Linked DNA regions of Homo sapiens: region 2 is linked to region 1. Evidence: chromatin contacts called from ENCODE Hi-C or POLR2A ChIA-PET data. All regions are on one chromosome and are shown on one strand. The core of a region is the stretch at or near the end of the contact, and the rest is flanking DNA. Distances in the headings are between cores, read along the strand shown.

The links. A loop is a pair of places that touch in the nucleus more often than their neighbours do. ChIA-PET counts read pairs that join two places held with the same protein, here RNA polymerase II (POLR2A). Pooled maps may share reads with other maps.
Region 2: a map of heart right ventricle shows a loop between it and region 1 (8-fold over the local background). The contact joins two enhancer-like sites. A Hi-C loop is called at or near these places in 9 of 168 maps with a recorded cell type or tissue (PC-9, cardiac septum, heart left ventricle and 4 more) and 8 of 50 pooled maps. POLR2A ChIA-PET finds 5 or more read pairs at or near these places in 2 of 52 experiments (MCF 10A and WTC11).

What each region holds. Positions count from the first base shown.
Region 1 is chr10:88,142,902-88,150,610 of GRCh38, reverse strand. All of the region lies in intron 1 of LOC101929727 (a long non-coding RNA gene), which reads right to left. Among named protein-coding and RNA genes, the nearest start is that of PTEN, 280 kb to the right of the region's middle. Within about 2 kb of position 3,075, at least 7 of the 41 ENCODE cell types and tissues checked have a DNase peak (open chromatin) inside an H3K27ac peak, as active enhancers do; they include psoas muscle, where a contact is called at or near this core.
Region 2 is chr10:88,253,547-88,261,255 of GRCh38, reverse strand. The region is part of intron 1 of LOC101929727 (a long non-coding RNA gene); the gene reads right to left. It also overlaps a transcript of RNLS not described here and the pseudogene VN1R55P. Among named protein-coding and RNA genes, the nearest start is that of RNLS, 330 kb to the left of the region's middle. Within about 2 kb of position 4,980, at least 9 of the 41 ENCODE cell types and tissues checked have a DNase peak (open chromatin) inside an H3K27ac peak, as active enhancers do; they include psoas muscle, where a contact is called at or near this core.

The DNA of each region.
Region 1 (7,709 bases), core at 1,826-4,325:
CACTAAGTGACTAATGGACAAGGAGCATCTACAATGCAGATACACTGGACAAAGGGATGACTCACATCAAAGTCTGGGTGGAGAAGGCTGGCACAGATTTCATCATGCTACGTGGAACAGCAGGCAATTTTAAACTTATGAATTGTTTATTTCTAGAATTTTTCATTTTGTATTTTTGAACCCCAGGTAACTGAAACCAAGGAAAGTGAAATCATGGAGATGAGGGAACTGCTGTACCAGAAATATCAATGGACTCATAAAATTCCTAAAAATTTAACTATTGGCTCTCAGAAGCCAGTACACCAGGGATGCCAGGAGCACTCTGGGGAATAGAGAACTTGGATTTTCTTATTATGGTGCCCAGGACAGTGGAGAAGACTGATCCAATGCCCTGATCAGTGCACACTTGGAGGCCAGAGTCTCTGGAGGTGGATGAGACTTCCTATTGACTGAACTGCATGACTACTGAATCAGGCATGGGTTTTATTTGCAAGAAACAGAAACCTCTGGCTATTTTAATCAAGAGGTATAGATAGCTCACAGATTTTAGGTGATTCATAGATCAACGTTAGGCTTCCAGTAGCAGTGTCCAAGACCAGGATAAGAAAATCCTCACCACTGCCAAGCAGTCAATGGCAAGGTCTGCCTTAAATCTCTATAGCAGGGCCTGCCACCCCTCCTTCCATCAGCTCTATGCCACTTCTGCTGCTGCTTCCACAGAACACCAGACTCCATTATAGTAAAAATAAAAGACAGACATCAGGCCTGTTTGTTCCCACGCTCCCTCTCTTCCAAAGGGATGGCTCCCTGGGAGCTTGTGATTGGTTGGACATAGGTCCGGTGCTTGCCTTCCTGCTGCACAAAAGTCTAGGTTTGAACTCTGTGCAGCTACTTGGGGAGTAAGATTCATAACTCATTCATTTCTCTAAAACAGAAAGACAAATCAAAAGTCGGAGGGCTAGTATCCTTCACAAAGTCCACTGAGATTAGCTTTAGGCCCTCCTCTGCCTTGCAGAAAGGCTCCCACTGGAACTCAATATTGCTATTCCTTAACTTCTTTCTACAAATAAAAATGTCACCTGCTAGGGAGGAATATAGGACACATTATGCCTAAGTTCTTGCCCCACTGTTTCTACACTATCACAAAAAGAAGTATTGTAAACTCTAACATTGTGTAGGAAAAACAGCCACACTTGGGATCAGACAGAGCCCATTGCCTAGGCCCTCTGTGCCTCAGTTTTGTCAACTGTAGAATGGGGACAATAATAATACTCTACCTCATTTGTTGTGGTGAGGATTCAATGAAATCTGCTAGGTAAAGAAACCTGTATCACAGTGGTGCTCAGAGCCTGTTAAAACTTTTTATGAGGGGCAATATGGCATAGTGGCAAGAGGATGACTTTTGGAGTCAGACAGACAAAGTGATGGATATGACTTGAGCTTCTGTTTTCCCATCTCTAAAATAAAGATAATAATAACAATGCCTGACTTACAGGGTTGTTTTAAAGATGAAAAGAATGTAATCTGTCTACCACAGGATCTGGCTTATAATAATAATTGCTCAATAAATAAGTCATTATCAATGTTATTACAATTATTTATGTCATGATACAGCATGGCCTAGGTGAGAATATTAGCTGTTCCCAACTTGATTGACTTCTCCGAAGGCATCTTGATTAAGAAATTAAAAAACTGCAAAGAGTTCTATATTTTTTGTCATGATTTATGTCATATATTCTGGTGTACAAAGCACATTCATTGTCTCATTTGCACCCTATGCTGTTCTTGTGAGGTGATATGGTTTGGCTGTGTCCCCACCCAAATGTCATCTTGAATTGTAGCTCCCACAATTCCCATGTGTTGTGGGAGGGACCTGGTAGGAAGTAATTGAATCATGGCAGCAAATCTTCCCTGTGCTATTCTCCTGACAGTGAATAAGTCTCACGAGATCTGATGGTTTTATAAAGGGGAGTTTCCCTGCACAAGCTCTCTTCTCTTGTCTGTTGCCATGTGAGACGTGCCTTTCACCTTTTGCCATGATTGTGAGGTCTCCCCAGCCACGTGGAACCGTGAGACCATTAAACCTCTTTCATTTGTAAATTGCCCAGTCTCGGGTATGTCTTTATCAGCAGCATGAAAATGGACTAATACATGAGGCAAGCAGAGCAACTCTTTAAGACCACTATTATTTCACTCCTCTGCCTTGCAGCATAAAGAAAGAGTCTGCTGCAGAAAGGTTAAGTGATTGTCTCCATCACACAGCATATTAGTGATAGAGCTGAGGCCAAAGGGAAAGACTTCTGGGTTTGTGTGGAGTGTTCTCCCCACCACTTCATGCTGTGTTTTAGTTTTTCTTGCATCTATTTATTAACTTTTGTATGTCAGTCTCTATGCTAAATAAGTTCTGCTGATTCAAAGATCATTAAAAGACAGTGTTTGCCCTCTAACCAAAATAATTTAAGAAAACATTCCACCACCACCCCCAGAGAATTTAATAGAAAATACTTTTACCAATTACGTTTCTCCCAATATTTCCAGAATTGTATTCACAAATAGAATGTCATATTTAAAATAGAACAACTCCTTTCACTTGAACCATCACATATAAAATTAACGTAATAACATGAAAAGCCAATGTTAAAATTAATACAGTGAAATTTTTAAAGCATTACTTTTTAACTTGTTGGAAGTTATTTCATTTTTCAAATTAACTTCACTACTAATAAACCAGCCAGTTTGCCAAGAGAAAGCTAAATTAGGTGCCAAGATATATCATTTACAACAAGCAAATTCGAAAACTTCTTAACTTTCTTTCTTTGGGTCTGGATCTGGGTCTCCTAACACAGTTTTCCTTCTGGCTTTGTTTTGACCCCAGCCACTGTGAGAAGAATATATAAAACACTATGGGTTCCAGAATGTTCTGTCCTTGGAAGATCTCCATTTGGAGGTTTTGGCCAAATGTCCTATTAATTCCCCTATGACTAAGGCACTTTGGGGTCAGCAGAACTTGGGGTCTACAGGGATTACAGAAAAGGACTGGGTACAGAGTTCACACCAAGGCTACGTGTTTCAAAAACTTGGGGCAAAGCCAGACCCTGCTTCACGGATTTGGAAGAGAGTTTGCTTAAAGAAGCTTTTCCCTAGTAAAATCTTCTTAAGTTAATATTCTTGTTCTTTTATTTCCAATAATAGTAGCAGCCACCACTCAATGAGAGTTGTGTATGCGCCAAGCACTTTGCTTACACTATTTCTAATTTTTATAAATAATAAAGTTGTGAGGTATTCTAATTCCTCTTTTACAGTGACACAATTGAGACAAAGAAGATTTAAGTAATTTTTCCAAGGTCACGTAATAAGAGGCGGAGATGACATTTGAAACCAAGGCTGGTTTTATTCCTCCTTCCTCTGTGCTGCTGCTGCCTCATCCAACATCTCCTACCATAGCCACAGGGTGATCCATCAAGTATGTCCACACAGGGAATTTGAATTGTTGGTCTAAACATATTTACTGATAGCCACTTATACATCCAGCACTATATTAGGCACTGAGGAATCTCAAAGATGAATTCTAGGCTTTAGCTTATTTCTTGACTTGGAAAAAAATTTCCTTTTTGGACATTGTCTTCTCATTTGCCAATTGTCTATTTCTCTGACCACTGGACACCAGACAAAAATTAGCTTCTTCCAGCCAGGTGTAGTGCCTCATGCCTGTAATCCCAGCACTTTGGGAGGCCGAGGCGGGTGGATCACAAGGTCAAGAGATCGAGGCCCTCCTAGCCAACATGATGAAACCCCATCTCTACTAAAAATACAAAAATTAGCCAGGCACGGTGGCACGTGCCTGTAGTCCCAGCTACTCGGGAGGCTGAGGCAGGAGAATCACTTGAACCTGGGAGGCGGAGGTTGCAGTGAGCCGAGATCATGCCACTTTATTCCAGTCTGGCAACAGAGCAAGACTCCGTCTCAAAACAAAACAAAAATTCTCCTACTTTAATTCATATTGCATGCAAAGATTGTTGTTGAACTTCCTTTGGAGAATACCCTGAGACCCTTGGCCAGAATTGGCTCTAGATTCATAGCACCATAAGTAGGACAGCTGAATGATGTTGTTCAGTGATCCTCAAATCAGAGGGTGAGGAATAGAAAGGGACAATATAGGAGTGGGGTGGGGGATGAAGAGTATTTTGAAAAAGTACAATCAATATTATAATCTAGTGTTATATTTAGAAAATGAAATGCATTGCTGTCATAATGCAGACTTTGAAAATATAACTTGACTATAACTTCTTTGCTAGTAGAGTACTGGTATAAAAAAGCTGAGTTGAGAAATGCTGCTCTACGTATATGTGAGTTGACTGGGGAAACAAAGCTTACCCCTCAGTCTTGATTCCATGGCCAAGATCTCAAGTCCATGCAAAGACTTGTTCTGTTTGCAAAACTCCAAGTCATCATTTTAGTGACTGGAATTCAGATGTGTGTTTAGTTTTATTTGTTTTGTTCTTTATCTTCCTCACTTGAGAGAGAAATAAACCAAGGTTTTCTTCTCCTAAATGGGCTAGGAGGGAGAAAAACATGAATAGATTATGTTCTAATGGGTTACCAAAGATTCCTACACACCCGCCTGGATTCCACTCAAATCCAGAGGCAAAGAGCACAGAGCATGCCTACTTTATGAAGCAAGAATGTCTGGTAAATCTACCTCTGATTTCATAGGATTGAAAATGGGTTCTGGCCATCAACCACACTGAGTCAAGACATGTATGCTTTCTGTGTCCCCCCACCCCACCCCACCGGCCACTCTTCGCCCTCCCTCATCACTGGCCAACTCATCACCTTTAAAAAATCCTCATTCACTGGCTATTTTACAGCAGAGCCTCAGGGGAGCTAGGACACATTAGTAATCACAACTAGTTTCTGAAACTAATGGCAAAAATCAATAATTTACTAAAAGGAAGGAATAGGAGGAAGGAAAGAAGAGAGGGAGGGAGGGAAGAAGGGAAAAAGGGAAGGAGGAAGGTAAAAGGGAAGGAGAAGGGGAGGGAAGGAGAGGGGAGGAAAGGACCACATGCCTGGCAAGGTATATAAATTCATCTTTCTGGAGGCAATGAGGAATGACTAGGGTTCTGACCAGCAAAAGAATATTGTAAGTGATCAAAAGTTAAGAGAGGACCTATCAAGGTAGGTGGAGAGCGTTAGATCCAGGCCTTATGTTTAGAAGGGGAATGAACACAACATTTTCATCCAAGTATTAATTTGCTAGACAATTTAAATAAACCATATTTGTGATTCTTTTGGGCAATTTATTTTTCATTTTGTAATATAGCCGGACCACTCAGAGGGCCTGGTTAAGATCCTTAAGATAGAGGGTGGGGTACAACAAACCAAACAAATGTAGACCTCTCAGGATACAAACAGAAACTAGGAAGCAGTCCCTAATCCCAGAAAGAAAATGGCTTCTAGGAGAAATGCATGGCCCACTAACATCTGCATAATTTTAAGCATGACTCTCTCCTTTTATGGATTTTATATATCATAAATCTGCCTAAAATTCAGAAAAAATTTCCACAGCTCAAAAGAAATAAAGTTTAAAACATAAATAAATACCATTACAACAGAAAAACCTCCTTCTGAGAGCAATGTTTAAAACTAGATAGAACATCAAAACAAAACAGTCTATTTGAAATATTAAAGAACAATAAATAGTAAGAAATTCCTGGGACAACATCTAGAAAAAGGCAGTACCCAAAGAGATAACATTCAAAGTTACTCTGTCCTAAGGGCATTTGCCAGTATAAAGCAAAAGCTACAAATCGGAACTGCAGTTTTTGTGGACTTGCGGGTGACGCAAGTCAAAGTGCAGATTCTGCCCAAGGTGGGTTCTCTAGTAAGTCACCCTCCTCTGAAACTGGGCCCCTGAAGGTCAAGTAGCCTTCCCATGTATTTATAGCCTGGGTTTATGTCCTTTGCGTGGTCTAGGGAATAACAAATTTGAACTTGTTATTTCCCTATATACCCAAAAAACAAATAAAATCCCTTCTGAAAGATTTCCTCATACCAATCACAATTCTCAAATTGTTGTTACAAATAATTTCTACTGTATCTGGACATATAGTTTCTACTACAGCAGGACAGATTCACGATGGTGAAGAAAGAATAGTGGTTACCAGAAAGGGGATGATGGCATTGACTAGGAAAGGTCATAAGAAAGTCTTAAGAAATTGGATATATTCAATTCAAAGTTTTGTTCACTTTAATGTATGTATATTATTCTTGGGTTTTTAAAAATGTTTTTAAATTGTAAAGACAAGCACAGTCAAAGATAGTCAGGCACACAAAGGAAGAAAACTCCATGAGAGAAAGCCAGAAGAAACTACAGAGAATAGAAACAAACCAAAAAGACTTCAGATAGTGGAATTGTCAGACACAGACAATAAAACAACAACTGTTTACTGTATTTAAATAAATAAGGATAAATTTAAAAATACTTCAGAGAATAGAAAATGGTAATGAGTGGCATTGTCATTTAAAAAACCAACTTCTAAAACTGGAAAAATTTATAATAAAAATTACACGAACATGTTTAACATCACATTACACATGTCAGAAGAAAGTAAGAGTAACTGAAAAAAAGAACGAAAGAAACTATCCAAAATATAGAACTGAGAGAGAAGAGGCTAACAAAACATGCTTGTGGAAACCAAGCAAAAGCACCACTTGAAGGGAGAGTAATAGCCTCAACTGCATATACTTCCTTTTATTGAATCTATGATAGTATCTATTGTAAGATGTGCCAATAATTTATGTACTACAATGAGAAGAAAATGCTTGCAACTGAATCACGACATGCCATCAGTTGCAAGATGCATCTCAGTTTCAAAGATGTTAAAATGTGTAAAATGTTTGTCTTATAATACATGAAGTATGGTATTCAGAAAGTAGAAAGGCTTAAAATCAATAAAATAAACATATCTCTCAAAAAGTTAAGAAAGGAATATCAGAAAAACCCTAAGAAATATAAAGAAGGGAAAGAGTAAAGATAGGAACAGCAATCAATAAAATATGAAACAAATAGTTCAAGAGACTATCAACAAAACTTAAGATTGGTTCTTTGAAAAGACTAAGAAAATTAATAAAACACTGATAAAGCTGATATTTTAAAAAGAAAAAAGATACCATTATATCATAAATGGAAAAAATAAGGCCTTACTACAAATCTTGCAGACATCGCAAAGATAATCAAGTAATACTATAAATAGTTTTATACCAATAAATTAAACTTTTTGATGTAATAGAAAAATGTCTTGTGAATATATATAACTTACTAAAACTAACACAAGAAAAAATATACCATCCGAATATCTCATAAGCATTAAAGAAATTGAATTGTACTAAAAAAGTCTCACATTCAAAAAACAAACAAAAAAATCTAGACCCAAACAGTCAAGAAAAAACAACAACAAAAAAACTTTAATCTTATGCTCTGTTCTGGGGAAATGAGAGGAAGAGGAGACAATTCTCAATTCATGTGATGAGGCCAGCAAAACAATTCAGTATGAAAAAGGAAAGCAATCTTGAGCAAAATCATTAGTTAACTAAAGCAATACATAGAAAAGATAATAGGTAATGACCGAGTTGGCTTTATCCCAAGAATTCAAGTTTTGTTTAAAATTAGAAAATAAATCAATGTAATTTACTTCATTAGCAGATCA
Region 2 (7,709 bases), core at 3,731-6,230, 110 kb before region 1:
GTGGAAGAGGGAGGATTCAAACTCAGCAGATGTTAAAGCTTGATGTTAAAGTTTGATATTAAAGCTTATCTTCCAGATCTCTATGGAATACAGAAAGAGGAATGAAACCAATCTTCTTCCATACTGACCATTTTAATTATTACTTCCTTTCCTGTTTCCAGCCATTATCAGAAATTGGTAGAGCAGCTATTCCTTCAGAGAATATCTAAGCAAATTCCATCCTTCTTCTCAAGTCTGTTAATATCTCCATCCCCTAATTCTACTTTGGGTGTGTTGGGTTTTGCTCACAGCAACTCTGGAAGGTTTGGGCACATATAGTATTTGTCTTTTGCTGAAAGCAATAAAGAACATGTCAGCACATGTTCATTTTCTAGTTAGATTTTTAAAAGTCATTTCAAGAGTTCCTTTTTAGTTTCTGCTAAGCAAACATAACCTTCCATTAAATAGCAAACACAAATGTTTGTGTGGTTTGCTTTCCTTAAAGAAATTATTATTTTAAAAAAAGTCAACTCTCTTTGCCAGTGGTATCAATGAGTTGGTAAAGCACTGAAATTAGGGAGGATGAGGAGAATACAAATTCAAGGCTAAAGAAAATATTATTGTTTGGCTAATTCAGCCCAAGAACCCTTCCAACCATGAAGGCTTAATACAGATGCTGTTCGTGAAGTCAGACTAGTACTAGGTAGTGTTTAAGAGCAGGGTTTCAAAGTCAAATGAGTTCACATTCAAATTCTGCCCTTTATTTGTTCTTTGATGTGGTCAATTTAGCTAGCCACTCAGAACCTTAGTTTTATCATCTGCAAGATGGGTAAATTACAGCTACCTTTGTACAATTGCTATAAGGATTCCATACTTGCATTAATTCAAATAGATAAAGCCCTTGACACTATTGTCTACTATCTGATAAACATTTGATGAAGAATAGTATTAAGTTTGCCATAAATAACACCTGTCCATCTGCATAGCTTAGGTTAAAAGAAAATCAGAATACTGCCACAGGGAAGTGGCTGCAGGACTCAGAGAAACCAGCTCAAGTTTGCTTATCTTCATGTTTCCTGTTCTTTGAGGCAATTTCTTGGTCAGGAAATTATGAGGGGGATTGGTCACAGGCAGAGATTGTGTTCTCTTGGGAGCCCAGGAGTAGGGTACTGTTAGAATTTCATACACATTCTCTAGGCCCAAACCAAATTCTTTTTTTCCTTAAAAGTCCATCTTTGGCCGGGTGCTGTGGCTCATGCTTGTAATCCCAGCACTTTGGGAGGCCGAGGCGGGCGGATCACGAGGTCAAGAAATCGAGACCATCCTGGCCAACATGGTGAAACCCCGTCTCTACTAAAACTGCAAAAATTAGCTGGGCGTGGTGGCGCTTACCTGTAGTCCTAGAGTTGGGAGGCTGAGGCAGGAGAGTTGCTTGAACCCGGGAGGTAAAGGTTGCAGTGAGCCACGATCACGCCACTGCACTCCAGCCTGGTGACAGAGCGAGACTTGGTCTCAAAGAACAACAACAACAAAAAAAGTCTATCTTTAATTTCTGTTGAATCCTATTTAAGTTTTATGCCCATATTTTGAATCCTCCCATATACTTGGAAAAAATTTGCATGTTCTACACACAACTCAGTACCTGGCTTTTCACTTTAGAACGCAGCCAGTTGGTAACTATGCGTGAGAGTGCAGTGATCCGCCTCACTCAATTTACAAGTGTGGAAAATGTGTGCAGATTGGCCAAAATTCATTCACCTGATTCCCAGAGATAGACATTTAAACCGTTTCCAAGTAGAACTTTCATGCATAGCCTTTGCGCCCATAAGCACACATAATGTCCACTTAAATTGAGAAAATGTGTGTTAGCACTGAAAGTTACCTGGCATGGTGATGATAACCCATTTCTTTTTGTTTGAAGTACCCATGTCTCTGGCTCCAATTAAAATCAATGCCCTGTAGAGATTGATGTGATAGTTTCTGCCAAGTTGGAGATTGGGATTGCATTCCTCACTCAGATAGGAGTGAGAATCTTTGGAAACTCCTCCCTCTTTTGTCTTTAAGACTTCACTTTGCTAAATGGACATAAGTTGAGACCGGCAGACATGATTCCCAACCAACTGGTCTTAGCCAACTCCTGTGTGCTTTTCTAAACCAGTGTCTTTGTTGGTGATCATTTAAATAATGATAAGTAGAAAGTAACCAGTGTGTGATAGCATTTGCTACTGTTCCCACAGTATTTAGAATTACAGAATGATTTAAGTCTCCACACAAAGTGAATGTGAGGGAAATCCAGGGCATCCGGAATGCTCTTTAGCTTCAGGGATTTGAGCTCGCCAGTAACAGAGCATTAAAGACTGCACTTTGTTGCCCCACATTTTCACAATCACAGCAGCAGAGCACCCTAGGTCTCTGGTGAAGGAATGACCCTGTCTTTTCCAATACCCAGACATCAGAAGAGTGGATGTAGTTCCTAAAACTCCTAAGGTAAGAGTTCCTCTGCAGAAAATAATCAAACAGTTCCTACTATGACCTGATGGCAGCTTTTAGGCCTGGGGTTTATTCCCAACTACTGCCTTATCTCATCCTGTGGCTGCAACTTATTACTTTTCTCATTATTTCAGTTTCTCTGTTGGTAAAAGAGAAGAAGGAATGTTTGTTACCATCAAATAATGATTGCACTTTGCATGGAGATCTCCCAGTGATGGGAGCAGCCATGATTAGACAGTTTATATGCATTGTCTCACATATTTCCCACAACAGTCCTAGGGGGAAGGTAATATTAATCCTCTTTTTATAGTCTTGGAAAACTAAAGCTAAGAGAAATTAACTAATCTGCCCACATGTATCAGAGCAAGTGAGTTGTGGAGTTAGGGTTCAAAACGGACTCCAAAGACTTCTCTGTCCACAAGTCAAATTAGATTTTATTTAATAGGATCCAGAATACATAATTCTGAACATTTATCTTTAGTGCCCAAAGTCCTTGAGAAATATATGACTAAAAGAATCTCTTACAGGAATTTGCACCAATGTCACCGTCAGTCACAATATTTATAAAGTACCCTTTATGCCCTGTATAATTGCAGTAACATTTTGCCCTCTAACCCCCCTTTCAGCTTCTCAAAACTCTATCCTTATCTATTGCATTTTATTCTCCCAGAAATACTGTGATTTCTCAGAGACGAGGAAACTGGCACCCACAGAGGTCAAAGGACTTGCTAGTCAATTATAGAGTTTCCTGAACTTTATCCAGTAAAATTTCTTGTGGGGGAAAGGGTGTGTGTTTATGCACATGTCATTCAATTAATTTCAATGGATTTTTTTTTAAGTAAAGGAAAAAGCATTACAACAAACCACACAGTACAGATTTGCTTCTAATGTTAATGCGCTTCCCCTTTCTTCTTCCAATTCCACCCTCCCAAAGTCATTTATAGTCATGGATTGGTGTATAATGTTCCACTCCAGACTGTGAAAGTCCATGAATTGAAGATAATATCGTAGACTGAGTCCTGAAGTCCAAGGAGTTAGGAAGTGTGATTTTTTACTTTTAGCACAGGAATCCACCTGAGATTTTCTCACTGGCCCTAGAGTCTATTTCTCTTCCCCTGTTTACCCCATTACTGAATCTCCTTTCCTAGCTATAGGTCTCCCAGCCTGACCATTTAGAAACTAGGCTCTAGGGATTCATCGGCACTGACTGAGTTTGGTTTGTTCCCAGTTGTCATTCACTTAACATACTATCTGCTCATCTCAGTGCCTAAAACATTGTGAGCCAAACCCACTCTATCACCCTAGCCAGCTGCCCATCAACCTCCTCTGAGGGTATTTTGTGGTCTCTAAGGATGCCTTTATAAGAACTTTAAATTGGGAGTAAAGCCAATATAGTGTGCACGCTATATTGTCCTGATATGAATCTGGCAGAGTTCTCCCATTAATCCCTTCCTACCATTCTCCTGACATGGTAAGAGTCTCTCTTGGTCTCTGTCCTAAAATTGTTTTACAATCATTTAACTTACACTCACATCACATCAATTTTGACATCGTAATGTGATTTGCATTGATTTGAGGCTGCCATCAGGATGAGCTCATAACTATGTCAAAACCTCCGTTGAGTAAATAAAGAACTGATTTTGAACGTGGGGAATGATGGAGGATGGAAAAATCACAGAAAGAGACCAGAAACAATACAAGCTCAGTAGGGAAATTTTAGACATCAAACATTTTTTTTTTTTTGGCACAACACACCAAAGGTCACTAGTCTCCCACATCAAATACACAGACCATTTTTTTAAACAAATCCATTTTAGTCTGAGTCTTGAAACAAGCCTAAAATATGTGATCTTGCAAAGATTTTAGGATAATTTTAATTTTGTTGTTTTTAAAAAACGAAGGAGGAACTATTCGAGATGTCAGAGGAGTGAGGGAGGGTGAATGGCCCTTCAACCCATCCAGAATGGTTGACGTTTGAATAACTGATCATGAAGAGCAAAATTCCAGAATCATATTCATTTTCGGGACTAAGATGCCACCAGAGGGGCAAAGCAGGCTCCAAAATGTGGCTTTGTGCCTGTTTTTAAAAAGCAAGCAGCCTCTTTCGTACTCAATTAAGGCTAAGTGTAGCACCCTACACTCTGCCCAAGATACAGCCTCCATGTTTATCTTGGCAACAATTCAAATGGAGGTTTGTGAGGGAGGGTTTGGCCGAAGGTGGGCGGACCCCGCATGAAAAAGTTCCTTCGCCCATATCCTCCTGTCTGAAGAAGGCGGATGGAGACGGAAGGTTTTCAGGCCGAGTTCCCGCCGACCTTAACTGGAATAACTTGCTCTCTTTCACATCTGCAGCTGTGTCCTCCTCAGGGAGTTGTCCGACTAAATGTGATTTTAAACATCTGTCAGCTACATCAGAGCTCCAAATTTAGCACTCGGAACATTATGTGGATTTGTGATGCTCGCTGGAGAACACTGGAACCGTAAACCGAGCTCACATGAGACAGGCGGGTGGTACGCGGGTTGGTAATTTCATCTATGACACATTGAATTTGGCTGCACATTTATGAATGTTATGTAAAGGGAAAGAGTGACCATTTCCTTGCAAATAGCTTTCTGAGTTGCCACAAGATCAATATCGAGAAGGGAAAGCCTTTACACTAGGAACGCTTATTGTATTCCTATCCAATCATTTGCCTGGAATTTAAAAATATTCCCCACGGGCTGGTTTTGTCTGAATTCCCTGAAACTTATTCTCCTCCCTGAGCTGCCTTTCTACTCCAGCTACAACTGTGCTCCAGTGTACCCATCCTAGAGGAAGATGAGTTCTGCGTAATTCTTGATTCCTGTTTGCCACCTTTGAAGATGTCCAGGGGCATGTGAGAATCCTCACAGGGCTGCTTTCCCTCCACTGGGTTGGCATTTCTGAAGAGATGTGCTGCCCTAGGGGGAAACTGTGAGACCAGTCCTTCCACGCAAAAACTCTCTGCTGAAGCAAATCCCTGGATGATTGGCTAGGAATTCTTAGTACACATGAAGGTTTGTAACCAATTCTATCAATTCCCAAAATCATGGTGCCCTTGAAGACAGACATGGAGAGACATAGCCCTGCAATTCAGCCTTTGTTCCTGATAAATGATTTATCGTAATATCACAGCAGACGAAAACTTGTGCATTTGCTTTACTTAGGTTGATTGGGTTAGTACAAATGCTCACAGCCTCCAACGTCTAGTTGTTCATTAAGCCTTTTCCACAGATAGAGTTAGTTTACACACCCCATATCACCCCTCTACCCCTACTCCTCCTCCCTTGCTCCCAAGGCAGCCTGTGTGTGCCTCTACTCTGATGTTAATGTGTGGTGTTATTAGGGAATGTCTTCAAATGCCTCTGTGATCTCTAAGGAGGCAGACATGCTGTTTGATTTGTCCTGTATTCCCGGGATTAAGACAGGCCCATAGACTGTGGTCAACTAACATGTTAAAGATAGTGAATAAATGCATGAGTGACTGCCACTAGTTTGAAATGTTTAAGAATATACCAACTAGAAGCAATGAAAGGTGGTTCCAGGAGCACAGTTGATGGCAAGAGGAGAATTCTTACAAATGTATCATGAATAAACCACGGCTGGATCATGCAGACATGTTTGTATGCAGAGAACTGACTCAACACAGGTCTTCCTTGCTGTTGGAGAAAGGGTAGGCCCATCCGAGGTACCAAACACCAGGCAAGGACATCCATAAGCCAAGACACAAGGAAAACAGTACTGTCTATATGGGGTCACTTGACGGGGGTTAAGCAGGAAGAGGCTTGTGCCTCAAAATGTCTTATTTCTGGCATCTGAAATGAGAGTGTTTTATATTTATTCTCGGAAGGCATGATGTTTCTTCCCTCTATTCATCCCACTTCTGTGATGACACACTTACCTTGAGAGTCCACATAGGGAATAGTTAAGACCATAGACTGTAAAATCAGACAAGATCAGGGTTCAAATCCCAGTCCACAATTCATTAAGAGGTACTATCTTGAGAAGGTTACTGGATCTCTATGTTAGCTCGTTAGGTGATTGAAGGTATTAAATACCCGGTGTGTAAATATCTGATACATCACAAATGTTCCATGTCATTAATATTATTATTCTTATAATTAGTTTGGACTCTTGCTTGCAAGTGACAAAAATGAAACAAAGCTGGCTTAAGCAAAAAATACAGGTGTGTCTCACAGAAATCAAGAGCAGGAATATACCTGGGCCTCAGGGAAGTTCTGTCACCTCTGCCCTTCTCTGCACATCTGCTTCATTCTCCTCTCTCAGCTTCTTCTCTTGTTAGGTCCACAGCATTGTTGGAGAAAACCCACTTCTCCACTCCTAAGCTGACATGTTGCAGGTTCAGCTACCCAAAAAGAAACCAACACAAGTCCTTTTCCTGGCCTTAATTTCATAGTTTGGGGAGAAAGACTCTGACTCATCTTGCATCTAGTGCTACTCCTGTTTATTCAGTGTGGCAGGAGTTAGTCATAGGTAGAGGCAGGGTCACAGTTACACCATGGCCCTGGGGGCTCGCTTCATTGCCAGGAGGCAGGAAGAGAGGGAGGGCAGCTGGATATGCTGGGGAGAAATCAAGAAATGGACAGATGCTGCAAAAGCTGCCTTCAAACTACTATGAGAGTGAGAATGGGACATTAAAAAATGTGAAGATGTGCAAAATGTTCTTCTTTATGAAAAAGTCCCACATATTGCATATATATTATGATCATAACTAAACTCACTTTTAAAGGTAAGGATTTATAGAGGACACAAAGAAATTGTTTTTATGCTATGGTGGTGAATTTTTAATGCCCTTTGATTTAATAACAAAACTTTGTTTAATGTGGAAAGCTCCTACAAAGATTAATAACCCTTGAGCCTTTGCCACCTAACACCTTAGCAAGGATTAGTTGACAACTGGCTGAGGTCCACGCCCCAGGGGGACAAACCCAGGCCAGGAGGAGGGGAGGGAGGGGGGCAGGAAAATGCCAAGGGCTCTGGGGCCAAGCTTCTCGTTCTTCACAGTGTGTGGATACTAAGACCCTGTCTTCCTGGAAAGGCAGAAACCTGGCTTGGAATTCAGAAGACTCCATTTTCACAGAATCTCAGTAAATTCCAGGCCAGAGACAGGGCAGCTACTAGAAAACTCCTTTGGTAATAAAAAGGCATTGGGAACATTGTGAAAGGGCACCACATGGTTCTCAGGGCAAGACCAGTGCCA